Regions from separate parts of the Homo sapiens genome. Here region 1 is linked to region 2. Evidence: chromatin contacts called from ENCODE Hi-C or POLR2A ChIA-PET data. All regions are on one chromosome and are shown on one strand. Each heading gives the region's core, a stretch centred on a gene start or an enhancer-like site at or near the end of the contact. The rest is flanking DNA. Distances are from core to core; before and after follow the strand shown.

What was found. A loop is a pair of places that touch in the nucleus more often than their neighbours do. ChIA-PET counts read pairs that join two places held with the same protein, here RNA polymerase II (POLR2A). Pooled maps may share reads with other maps.
Region 1: a pooled map shows a loop between it and region 2 (2.7-fold over the local background). The contact joins the enhancer-like site here to the promoter of BCKDHB in region 2. A Hi-C loop is called at or near these places in 2 of 168 maps with a recorded cell type or tissue (MCF 10A and naive thymus-derived CD4-positive, alpha-beta T cell), 2 of 37 single-sample maps with no recorded cell type and 11 of 50 pooled maps. POLR2A ChIA-PET finds 5 or more read pairs at or near these places in 1 of 52 experiments (H1).

The regions. Positions count from the first base shown.
Region 1 is chr6:79,567,588-79,573,724 of GRCh38, forward strand. It overlaps a transcript of SH3BGRL2 not described here. Among named protein-coding and RNA genes, the nearest start is that of LCA5, 33 kb to the left of the region's middle. Within about 2 kb of position 2,829, at least 9 of the 41 ENCODE cell types and tissues checked have a DNase peak (open chromatin) inside an H3K27ac peak, as active enhancers do.
Region 2 is chr6:80,103,070-80,108,919 of GRCh38, forward strand. It overlaps BCKDHB (branched chain keto acid dehydrogenase E1 subunit beta), which reads left to right and starts at 3,602. Exons shown (of 10, transcript NM_183050.4): 1 at 3,602-3,820. The coding sequence starts at 3,625. RefSeq lists enhancers at 3,398-3,898, 3,865-3,944 and silencers at 3,485-3,684, 3,715-3,814.

The DNA of each region.
Region 1 (6,137 bases), core at 1,579-4,078, 540 kb before region 2:
TCCACAAGGACCCATGTCATAACCAAAAAATAAATTTCTGGCAGGAATTTACTTATACTTTTTAAAACTTCCTGAAGAAAATAGATTATTTTTGCAAATGTATGTTACAAAAAGATTTAAAAAAGAGGCAGAATCTGCAAAGTAAAAGAGATAAATACAACTATCAAAATTAAAACTTCTGTTTATTGAAAGACACCATAAAAATGTGAAAAGACAAAAGACAAGCCATAGACTAGGAGAACACTTTTCTAACACATGTTAATTAGAATAAAATATTAGTATTCTCTATATTTTTATAACTCCAGTAAAGACACAGAAACCAATAGGAAATGGGCAGCGACTATGGATATCCATTTCACAGAAGAGGAAAAACCAATGACTAGTAACATAAAAAGATGTCCAACCTCATTCATACTTAGAAAAAAGCTGAAATATCATTTTGTACCCAAAACATTGGCAAAAATTTTAAAGCTGACAAATCAGCTTGCTTGTGAAGGTTAGGGACAACAGGAACTGCTAATACTGCTAATGAGGGGTTAAATGGTCCAACCCCCTTTGAGAATAATTTGATTATATTTAGTAAACCTGAAGATGCGCACACCTAACACCCAGCAATTCCACATGTAGGTATACACCCCAGACTATAGAAACTCTCACATATGTGCAAAAGGACACAGGTACTAAAATATTTATTGCAGCACTGTTTTTAACAGTAAAAAATTGGAACCAACATAAAGGACCATTGACAGGAGACTGGAGAAATAAACTGTGGTATATTTATACAATGAAATATTTAAAATATAGCAGTGAAAATGAATAGACTATAGCTTCATGTGTCCACGTGAATGACTCTCTCAGACATAATGCTGATGAAAATGAAAGTGACAGAATATATAGATTGCAGTTTCATGTATATGAAATTCAAAAACATGCAAAACCCAACAAACATATTATTCAGGAATACATACATTTTTATAACTACAACAAAAAAAATTGGAGGAATGATAACCCATAGCTCAAGATAATGATTACCTAGGAAGCAAGGATGGGAGTAAGTTGAGAGGAGTGATGATGCTAGGTGGGTACACAGGAGACTTCAAAAATATGTTAAGAGTCTTCATTCTTTTCTTGTTTTTTACTCTTTTTAAACTAACTTTTTAATTTTCTGTAGTAGGAATTTTATTGTGGTAAGAGTTTTCATTCTTAAGCTCAGTGGTAGGTGGGAGCAGGCTTATTTTATTTTTCTTATCTATATTGTACATACTTATTTTATATTCTTAGTATGTATGAAATAATTAAAAATGAATTTTTTTGTTACTATGCATAATATGTGTCAATGGAAAGAGTCAAACTGTAGAATATTGGAAGAGATTTATTCTAAGCCAAATATGAGTAAGCATGGCCTGTGACACAGCCCAAGAGATTCTGAGAACATGTGCCCAAGGTGGTCCAGCTACAGCTTGGTTTTATGCATTTTAGGGAGAATTAAGACATCAATCAATACATGTACGATGTACATTGTAAGATGTACGATATACATTGGTTCTGTCCAGAAAGGTGGGACAAATTGAAGCTTGGGGTGGATAGTTCAAGGTCATAAGTCAATTCAAAGAATTTCTGATTGGCAATTGGTTGAAAGAGTTATTACCTAAAGACCTGGAATGAATAGAAGGGAGTGTCTGGGTTAAGATATGCAGTTGTGGAGAACAAGGTTCTTATTCTTATCCAGGTAGCAGGCTTCAGAGAGAATAGATTGTAAATGTTTCTTATCAGACTTAAAAAGGTGCCAGACTCTTAGTTAATTCTCTCCTGGGTCAGGAAAAAGACCTGGTAAGGGAAAGAGATTCTCCCAAGAGACAGCTTTGCAAGGGCATTTCAAAGAAATATATTTTGGGGTAAAATACTTTGATTTCTTTCAGGGCCTGCTATCGGTTATGTTAAGAGTCTGTTTTGTTAGTCTTAAGGTCTCTGTGTTAATGTTAATGCTGGTCAATTGTGCCTGAATTCCAAAGGCGGAAGGGTAAAATGAGGCATGTCCAACGTTCCCATCCTGTCTTGGCCTGAACTTTTTCAGGCCAACAACTTTTTTCAGGTTAACTTTGGAATGCCCTTGGGTCAGGGGGGTGCTTAGAATTTTATTTTTGGTTTACATATGTATTAAGCTAAATAACCTTCTTCTGGTTTGTATCCTAATTCTAAAGTGGGTTTCTTTGCCTAACTTGTCCGAATGCATACCTACAGTAGTCTCTTTAATCACAGTGTCTGCTTGGTTCCAATTACTGTCTGTAAAGGGAATTCTGTCTTTATACCTGTATCTTCCTTTGTAGAGAATTTACACCCAAACTGTATAGAGTAAGACTGTCAATGGGAACACGCAGAAAGGATAGTTTTGCTGAAATTGAGGGCTGAGATTACGGATAAATTGAGAGATTTCTACTTTGCTTTGTGCTGAGTAGCAATGGTTTTCATGTCTACAATTTTTAAATAACATTAAAAATAATCCATTTCCCCTTCCTTTTTCACAACTCTCCCCACACTAAATATCTTTAAGAACATATGGTAGTTACAAGGAAAAGCCAAGTGAATATCTGAAACATTAATGTGCCATGCTGCTATCATTACAAGAATAAAGAAAACTGGGAATCCAGAAATCTCCTAACACAACAACTGTTGCCTGCCAATTCTTATATCAAATAAAAATCATCATCTAGGGCAAGGATGGTTGCACGGTGACTAAGCAGGCAGATGGCAGGTGTGAGGCAAAACACTCTGGAGTGCTAGCTCAAATCATTTTGCATTACTCACTGCTGGAAAGATAGGGAATCAAAAAACAAATTGCACATTGGACTAGGAGTAAAATACTGAAAACTCAACTCACAGAAATATAAAAGGTAAAGAAGACAACCACAATTGTAAATGTCATGTTGTAACTTCTAAAGCAAATTCTTTAGGTCTGCCCTGTGATCTTTCTCTGCCTCCATCTGATTTAAGCCTCCTCTATCTGTCCTTGTGATTCACAAGAAGGTAATTGTTTCTCCACTTTACCAACCCTGCCAGAACTGGGACCACCTGTTTCAAAAGTAACCTGGCTGCATTCCTGAAGGCAATGTTCCAAGGCTAGAGATAAGATGTTAACCACCTCCTTGCCTGGCAAGAACCCATGGTGGTTCACTGCCTTAGCAGTGGGTCAGTTCCTGGGAGTGAGCAAATCTAATTTTCATATATTAGATTCAGGGAAAAAAACAAAAACTCAAGCACTCTGTTTTATTTGCATAACTGCTTTACATATTGCTATCATAAAGGAGATTAGCTTTAACGAATATGAATGTAATTATAGAAAAGGGCCCTAGGTGGAGCCTCAGTACTGGTGGCAACAAATGGAAGAACAAATTGAAAATACATCGAAGCCCTCCAAAAATTACATAATTGCATTTTATAGAACTAACCTGTTTGTTGTTATTGTTGTTTCTCCAGCATAGGAAACAGCTGGATATAAAAAAGATGCTTTGTTAGTTAAGAATAAACCTTAAAAGAGCTTTGTTCTGTAATCAAGAATGAAAGCGCATTAATGCTGGTATTCTGTCTCTGATGGAGTTTCTACAAGGCAGTGTGTATGGTAGAGAACTGTCCCTAACCTTAGCACATTCTCCTGAATGAACGTCTCTCCTTTCTCCTTATAAGGACATTGCCACTTGTTTATCTATTTACACATAGTAAAACCATCTTACATTGTAAAAGAAATAATCAGGATTATTTTTAAGATGACTTGCTTTTATTAGATTATAAACACAGAACCTGTAAGAAGTCAAAATCACTTTTTTCTGGTTTTGTTTTGTTCTGCTTTGCTTTGTTTGTCACCACTGACAAATAACCTAGACAGACTTACTAGGTTTTTTTCCCAGCTTTATTGAGGTATAATTGGCAAATAGAAATTGTATATATTCAAGGTGTACAACATGATGATTGGATATACATGCACACTGTAAAATGATTACCACAGCCAAATTAATTAACATATCCATCACCCAACCTAAGAAATTAAACACTGCAAAAACTTAAAATCTATTGGTAACACCCTTTGATCACAGCCAAGTCCCTTTACCTTCATGGCATAGTTAATTTGGTGTTTATGATTTAAGTATATGTATAAAATTGTACTATATACATATATATCATTAAATAAAACATAATGTATCAATACTTCTAAACTTATATACTTGGTTACATACTATATGTGTGTTCTGCAATTTCTTATTTTCTCAGCATTATGTTTGTGAGGTTTACCCATAATGATCTAAGAAGCTCTATTCATTTTTTAAAAAATAAACTCTTTTTTTGGAATAATTTTAGACTTTCAGAAAAGTTGCAGAATACAGAGAATTTCCATACACCATTCCCCCAACCTCTTCTAATTTTAATATCCTACACAACAATGGTACATTTGTCCATACTAAGAAATTCACATTGGTATGTTTTAATTACCTAAACCACAAACTTTATTTGGATATCACCAGTTTTTCCACTAGTGTCCTTTTTCTGTTCCAGAGTTCAATCCAGAATACCACATTGCATTTAGTATTAACTCATTTTTTCTGCTGTATGATTACACTACAATTTATTTCCTCATTATGTTGATAGATGTTTAGATTTCATTAATGTACCTGATGATATCGTTGTATACACATATGATATCTTCGTGCACGTAATATGTAAAGCATGCTCTTCAAAGTAGTAATATCAATTTATTTACAGTCTCACAAATATATTAAATTTCCCACTGCTCCAAATTCTTTCCAACTCTTGGTATCATGAGATTACATTTCTACCAATTTTATGGGTATAAAATGGCATCTATTTTTATTTTATTTTATTTTATTTTATTTATTTATTTATTTTGAGACATAGTCTCACTCTGTCGCCCAGGCTGGAGTGCAGTGGCGTGATCTCAGCTCACTGCAAGCTCTGCTTGCCGGGTTCACGCCATTCTCCTGCCTCAGGCTCCCGAGGAGCTGGGAGTACAGGCGCCCGCCACCACGCCCGGCTAATTTTTTGTATTTTCAGCAGAGATGGGGTTTCACTGTGTTAGCCAGGATGGTCTCGATCTCCTGACCTCGTGATCCGCCCGCCTTGGCCTCCAAAAGTGCTGGGATTACAGGCGTGAGCCACTGCGCCTGGCCTATTTTTATTTACAATTATTCTATTACTAGTGAGATTGAGCATTTTCATGTGTGTTCATGTTAATTGCTATTTGATTTTTTGGTAGGGATTTGTAGACATTTTATATATATGTACACATACTCTATGCTAAATATTTGTTGCCAATATGCATTGCAAATGTCTTCTCTAGTTAGTGGTTTGTCTTCTCTCACTTTTTAAAATGGTGTCTTTAGATGCACAGACATTTTAAATGTTAATGTGGTCTAATTGATTCATAATCTTTTCCTTAAAGGTTTCATTTTCTATTTATTGATATCAAAATCTTTCCCAACTCTGAAAGCACAAAAATATTCTTCTATACTTTATTCCAAAAGTTTGAAGATTTTACTTTGTATATGTTGGTCTTTACTTGAGGCAGATTTTGTACATCATGTGAGGTAGAAATCCAATTTTATTTTTCCCTCTGTATAGATACCCATCATCTCAGCAGTATTTATTAAATGGTTTATCTTTCCCTACTGATCTGCAATGCCACTGATGTTAAATCTCAAGTTTCCATACGGGCCTGGATCTGTTTCTGGATTCTTTGTTCCTTCCACTGTTCTCTTTTCCCTATTCTTTTGCTAATACCACACTATTGTAATTATAATATTTTTATTATTAAGTCTTAATATCAGGATGAGGTCCCACTTTGTAGTTTTTCTTCAAGAGTGACCTGGTTATTTTTGCCCTATGTTCTCTCATTTCTTTGGAAGGATTCTAATGACTCCTTCTTTGTTAAAGTCCACAAAACAAAACAAAAACTTGGTGGAATCTGGAATTGTGATGAATTTGAAGGAAAATTGATATCTTTATGTTCCGAGTATTTGTATCCACATACATGATATATTAGTAGGTCTCTTTTAAAGTATCAATAAAGGCTTATAAATTTTTCTTAAAGTCTGCACAACTATTGGTAAATTTTTGATACCTTATTTTTG
Region 2 (5,850 bases), core at 2,352-4,851:
GTTGCCCAGGCTGGAGCACAGTTGCGTGATCTGGGCCCACTGCAACCTCTGCCTTCTGGGTTCAAGCGATTCTCCTGCCTCAGCCTCCTGAATAGCTGGGACTACAGGTGCACACCACCACGCCCAGCTAATTTTTGTATTTTTAGTAGAGACGGGGTTTCACCATGTTGACCAGGCTAGTCTCAAATTCCTGACCTCAGGTGATCCGCCCGCCTCGGCCTCCCAAAGTGCTGGGATTACAGGCATGAGCCACCACACCCAGCTTAATATTTCTTTTTAGTGCTGAATAATATTCCATTAAGTTTATTTGGTTGCTTCCAAGTTTGGGCAATTATGAATAAAGCTGCTGTAAATATTCTGCACAGGTTTTAATGTGGACATACATTTTTAGCTTATTTGGGCAAATACCAAGCAGCACTACTGCTGGATTTCATGGTGAGAATATGTTAGTTTTATAAAAAACTAAACTGTGTTGCAAAGTGGCTATACCATTTTGCATTGCCACAATCAATGAATGAGAATTCTTTGCCCATTTTCTAATTGGGTAATTTTTCTTTTCTATTGTTGCGTTTAAGACTTTCAATCAGTATATTCTAGACACAAGTCCTTATCATTCTGATTGCTGGGTCTCCTCAAGTTCCCTGGATCTTGTTGCCATAGCTGCATCTCTCTTGGCCACATGGGAGAAGCATCCTGCTGTTTCAAATGCCATGACATGCTGGGTAGCCTGAGGATTTAGTGATACTTTTCTAGGTTCATCTACAAAGGAGGATACCTACAGGTCTTTCTAATCTATAGCTGTACCTCCATGGAAGGTGAGACAAACCATCTCTTATACTGGTATGTGATTTACAATCTTTTCTTTTAGCCCTAAGCTTTGTTTCCTAACTCATTCAGGTTTTTGAGGTTTAATACTCAGAAACCAGTCTGTAGAATTCAAACTTTTCTCTCAAATTATTGTCTCTGCTATCAAGTTTAAAATCTATTTTAAAATTCAAAAGCAATAATTTGATTTCTTTTTTTTCTGCCTCCATGATACCTCTGTTTGAGTTTGAAAGGAGGCAGATGCCAGGATGTAATACTGCAAAACTATCATCTTGCTATATAAAATGGTCGTCTAAAAGCAAGCTGAGACTAAACAGGTACAAGTTGCACAGGTAGTGAAGCTCAGTGAGAGCAAGTGATGCAAGAGTCATTCTGAAGGGTGAAGAGCAACTTTGCTTTGTATTCCAACTCCATAGTCATGGGTTCTGCAATTGGAAATAGCTTAAACAAAGAGGGGAATACATTTTAAGGATACGGTGATGTCTCATAGAACCCCAGGACCAGAAAGCAGTTAGGCCTTGGGAATAAATGGAATCAGGAACTCAAATATAATCACACTCTTCACCTTTTCTGGTTCACGAAATTACTGAAAACTCCCATTTTTTGCAGTTCCTAGTGGCATTTAAAGATAATCTGATCTTTCTTTCTAAACTACACTTCCAAAATTCCCAGAAAAGGACAGTTTCCCAAATTGAGTAAATGTGGCCAGGGCAAGGGGAATGGAGGAAAGTCCCACTGTAATAACATAGACATTTTCATGGTTACCAGGCAAATGGTGTGGTAGAGATGGGGAAAATTTAAAAAATCAGTTTGCAAAACAGGTGAATCTGGCAGGTGCTCTGTTTGTTTTTCCTGGCTGCATGTAGTTGAAAGTTCAAACCTCTTAGACCTTCAAAATCTCCCTTTAATCTGTTTTTCCTACTTTTTCTGTTAACCCTGTATCATTCCCTACACCCTGAATCTAGAAGCACCAAGCTATTTTCTCTTCCTGGAATGCACTGTGCTCTTCATGCCTATCAGCCTTTATACAGGTTTCTTCTTAGTTTGGAATGCCATTTTCTCCCTAGTCTGCCTGGTAACTTCTAGTCATCTTTTAGGTCTAGCTCAGAGTTATATCTGGAAACACTTGACTTTCAAATAAGAGTTTATTGCTCTTTTTGTGTTTCACTTTGTTTGCACTATTCTAGGACTCCTATCACATTGGATTGTAGTTGCCTAATCTGTCTCTTTTCTCTACCACCTTGGACATTTTAGAAGTAAAACTATGCCTTGATCTTATTTGTCTCAATGGTGGCTTGTCATTGGGTTGTACGTAGCAGAGGTTCAATAAAATTCTCATCAGTTATTATTTTTCTCTTTTTCTCCCCGACCTAAATAATCTCAGTACCCCCAGCTCCCTAAACTATCAACAAATAGAAAAAAAGCTCTATTCATTTTTATCCTTGTTCTTTACTCTCCTTAGTTTAAACCCAAATTTGACTATGTAAATGTAATTTCATTTTGTTACCCCTTCCTTCATTAAAACAAAAATACCCTTCATGCACATGCAAAACACTCTACCCCACACTATTAAAACAGCAGAAATGAACACTAACAAAAGCCAAGATAAAAAATTTCCCCAATGTTGAATTTTTGGACTTAGTGTGGGGGTAGGAAAAATGGAGACATAATTCTGGTTCTCCCTTTGGCAGTTTTCAATTGCTGTTTCTTAATCTCAGTCAGAAAACACATTTCTCTGCCTCTCCTTTTGCCCCATTTCTACCCTCTCCTCCCTTGCCCCTGTGCAAAACCAAAGATGGGTTAAGAGGCAAGGCATAATGGAAGAGGAATGTTCTTTTCCTCCACTCCCACTTTCTTCTTCAAATTCTGTTTTGGGACCATCCTTCCCCACCCTCCCATTTTCATCTGATGGACACACTGTCTCTGTTGTCTCTTGTCATATTTGATTTTATGATATTTCATGTTTTATGTGCTTTTTTTTTTTTTTAGTAAATTCATGGACAGAGAATGTATCCTGGTAAACACTTAGATTAAAACAAATTTACATAGTTGATTACTATAAATGAAAATTAGTGACTCAAATTCTCCAGGTTTCTAAGCTACTTAGACTAAGCCAATCAGGTAATTTTTGCTACTTCTGGGCAAAATGTATCTGAATTCCTATTCAGTGGATTTGCAGGATGAAATCTAAGTTTACCTCTTTCATCTCTCATTTAAATGTGGAAAAACGAAATCAATAAAAATCTATATATGCTTATTAAGCATTTTAAGGAGGGTGTGAATAAGGAGTGAAAGCTTTGAGCAGTGACTACAGCAGTTTTTCGAAAGTCAAAACAATAACCAATGCCAATCAGTAGCTCTCTTCACCTCTCACACAATAATAGAGACAGGACAGGATAAAAAAGGGTTACATTTAAAAAAAAGTATGGATGTTAAACCATTGGAAATGGCACTGTAAATGACACCGGAAAAGATCGCCTCCAGGCACTGTGTGGAACTTTGCAAACTCGGGTCCTCACCCGAGGACCGCACGGCCGACCTCGGGGAGGCTCCACCCCAGAAACTATTTCATTGGCGCCACCTCTAGCCCACACTTCCCCTCTTCCGCATGCGCACAAGGAGCAGAAGCCGACCAGCTCGTCACGTCGCCTTCCCCGCCCCTAAATTTCCAGTTCCGATTGGTCTGTTTCATGGGACCGCCCCTCTGGCCCGACCAATGTGGAAGCCTCCTCGGGTGCTCCGCCCTCCCCGCAGGCGGCGTGCGGCTGCATAGCCTGAGAATCCCGGTGGTGAGCGGGGATGGCGGTTGTAGCGGCGGCTGCCGGCTGGCTACTCAGGCTCAGGGCGGCAGGGGCTGAGGGGCACTGGCGTCGGCTTCCTGGCGCGGGGCTGGCGCGGGGCTTTTTGCACCCCGCCGCGACTGTCGAGGATGCGGCCCAGAGGCGGCAGGTGGCTCATTTTACTTTCCAGCCAGATCCGGAGCCCCGGGAGTACGGTGAGCCCTGGGACTGCCCACTCGGTCCCGCTGCAGCCCGGACTCCCAGGCTCGCAGGCGCCCGCGAGGGGCAGGGGCCGGCAGGCTGCAATCCTTGCATCCCAGCTTATTAACTTCCTGACTCTCTGGAACCTCCTTGCCTCAGGGTCTAACTGTGGTTCACTTCTTGCTCTATTTTTGTGACTGTTCAGCCCTCGAGACGCAGTCCCCCCTCCCCCGCAACTTTGAGATGGGTGAGAGGGCATACTGCCACCTGGAAGAGCCTGAGGGTGGAGGGGTGGTGCCCAGGGAACGCCTCCCTTTTCTCTGTCCTCCGTCCTTGCTTTCTCAACCCAGGCCTTAGGTGTTGTTCCAGCCTGGCCAGGACTGGGCCACTAGCTTAGGTAGAGGCATTTAAAAGATATATATATATGTTTATATATATATATTTTAAATGTATATTATATATATTATATATAAAATATATATATGTATATAAAATCAATTCAGTTACTCAGTCCCTTGGTTTCTTCTTACATACAGAAATTGTGTGTATGTGTGTGTGTGTGTGTGTGTGTATATATCCACACACATATATATATGTGTGGATATATATACGCGCATATATATGCATATATATGTGCGCATATATATATATATGCATATATATATATGCACACATATATATGCATATATATATGCATATATGTATATATGTCCCTTGGTTTCTTCTTACCTACAGAATTCTGAGTAATTGAACTGATTTTCCCAAGGTCACAGAACAGGTCCTTCCTAGAGATGTGAAAGAATTCAGACTTTCTACTTGAGCTTAGTACTGAGCTTGTCCTGGGCTATGCTGCCACTTAGCCAAGGAGGTGAAGGGGATGAGAGGAGGAAGCCATAGGAAGGGCATGTAGCAAACTCCTCATAGTATGACTGTTGCATGATTTTTACCATTTCTGCAAGTTTCATGTAATGTCTCTCATCAGAATATCAGATCCAGTGTCTCTCTTCAGAATATCAGGAAACTGTAGGGAAACATGTATTGCTTCCTTGTCTAATAACTTCTCATGTGCATGCTAGAGCTGACATTTTTGGAAGTGTGTCTTGTGGATAAGAATGAACAGTTATTGAGTGCTTACCAGGGTCAGGTGCTGTGTGTATGTTTCATCATCTCATTTAAGGGTTAGGACAACCTTAAAAGGTTAGTAAAGTTTTTATTCCCATTTTGCAGTTAGGTTAATGGAGTCTTGAGACAGTTTGACCAAGATTACACAGGTAAGTTAGTGGTAGCTCCAAAGCTCCAGCTTTGGAATCTAATTGATCAGATTCCAGAGCTTCCATTCTAAACAATGTACTAAGATGCGTGTAGATATAATTTACTTGGAGGGCGTCCCAGTATTGTGAAACAGTAGGTACCATAAAGGTTAATAGTAGGTGTTTTTTTTTTTTTTTCCACCACCAAGATGAGCCCTCAATTCTGTCTTCAAAGCAAATTCTGTCTTCAAAGCAAAGAAATTTTGGTCTAATACTTGAGAAATAGTCCAACTTTCCATAGTTGTAAACTTACTAAAATCTAAGTAAAATGATATCATGTTATCATGATATATATCATGATATATATAAACTTGTTCTTATTTTAAAAATAATACAAACATATTAACAGATAATTTGGATAATGGATAAAAAGTAAAAAAAAAAAAAAAAAATCTGCCGGGCGCAGTGGCTCACGTCTGTAATCCCAGCACTTTGGGAGGCGGAGGCAGGCGGATCACCAGGTCAAGAGATCGAGACCATCCTGGCCAACATGGTGAAACCCGGTCTCTACCAAAAATACAAAAATTAGCTGGGCGTGGCAGCGCATGCCTGTAGTCCCAGCTACTCGGGAGGCTGAGGGAGGAGAATCGCTTGAACCTGGGAGGCAGAGGTTGCAGTGAGCTGATATCGTGCCACTGCACTCCAGCCTGGTGACAGAGCAAGACTCTGTCTCAAAAAAACCCCAAAAAACCAAAAAACAAAAATCACCACCCACTGCAGTAAATATTGCTAAC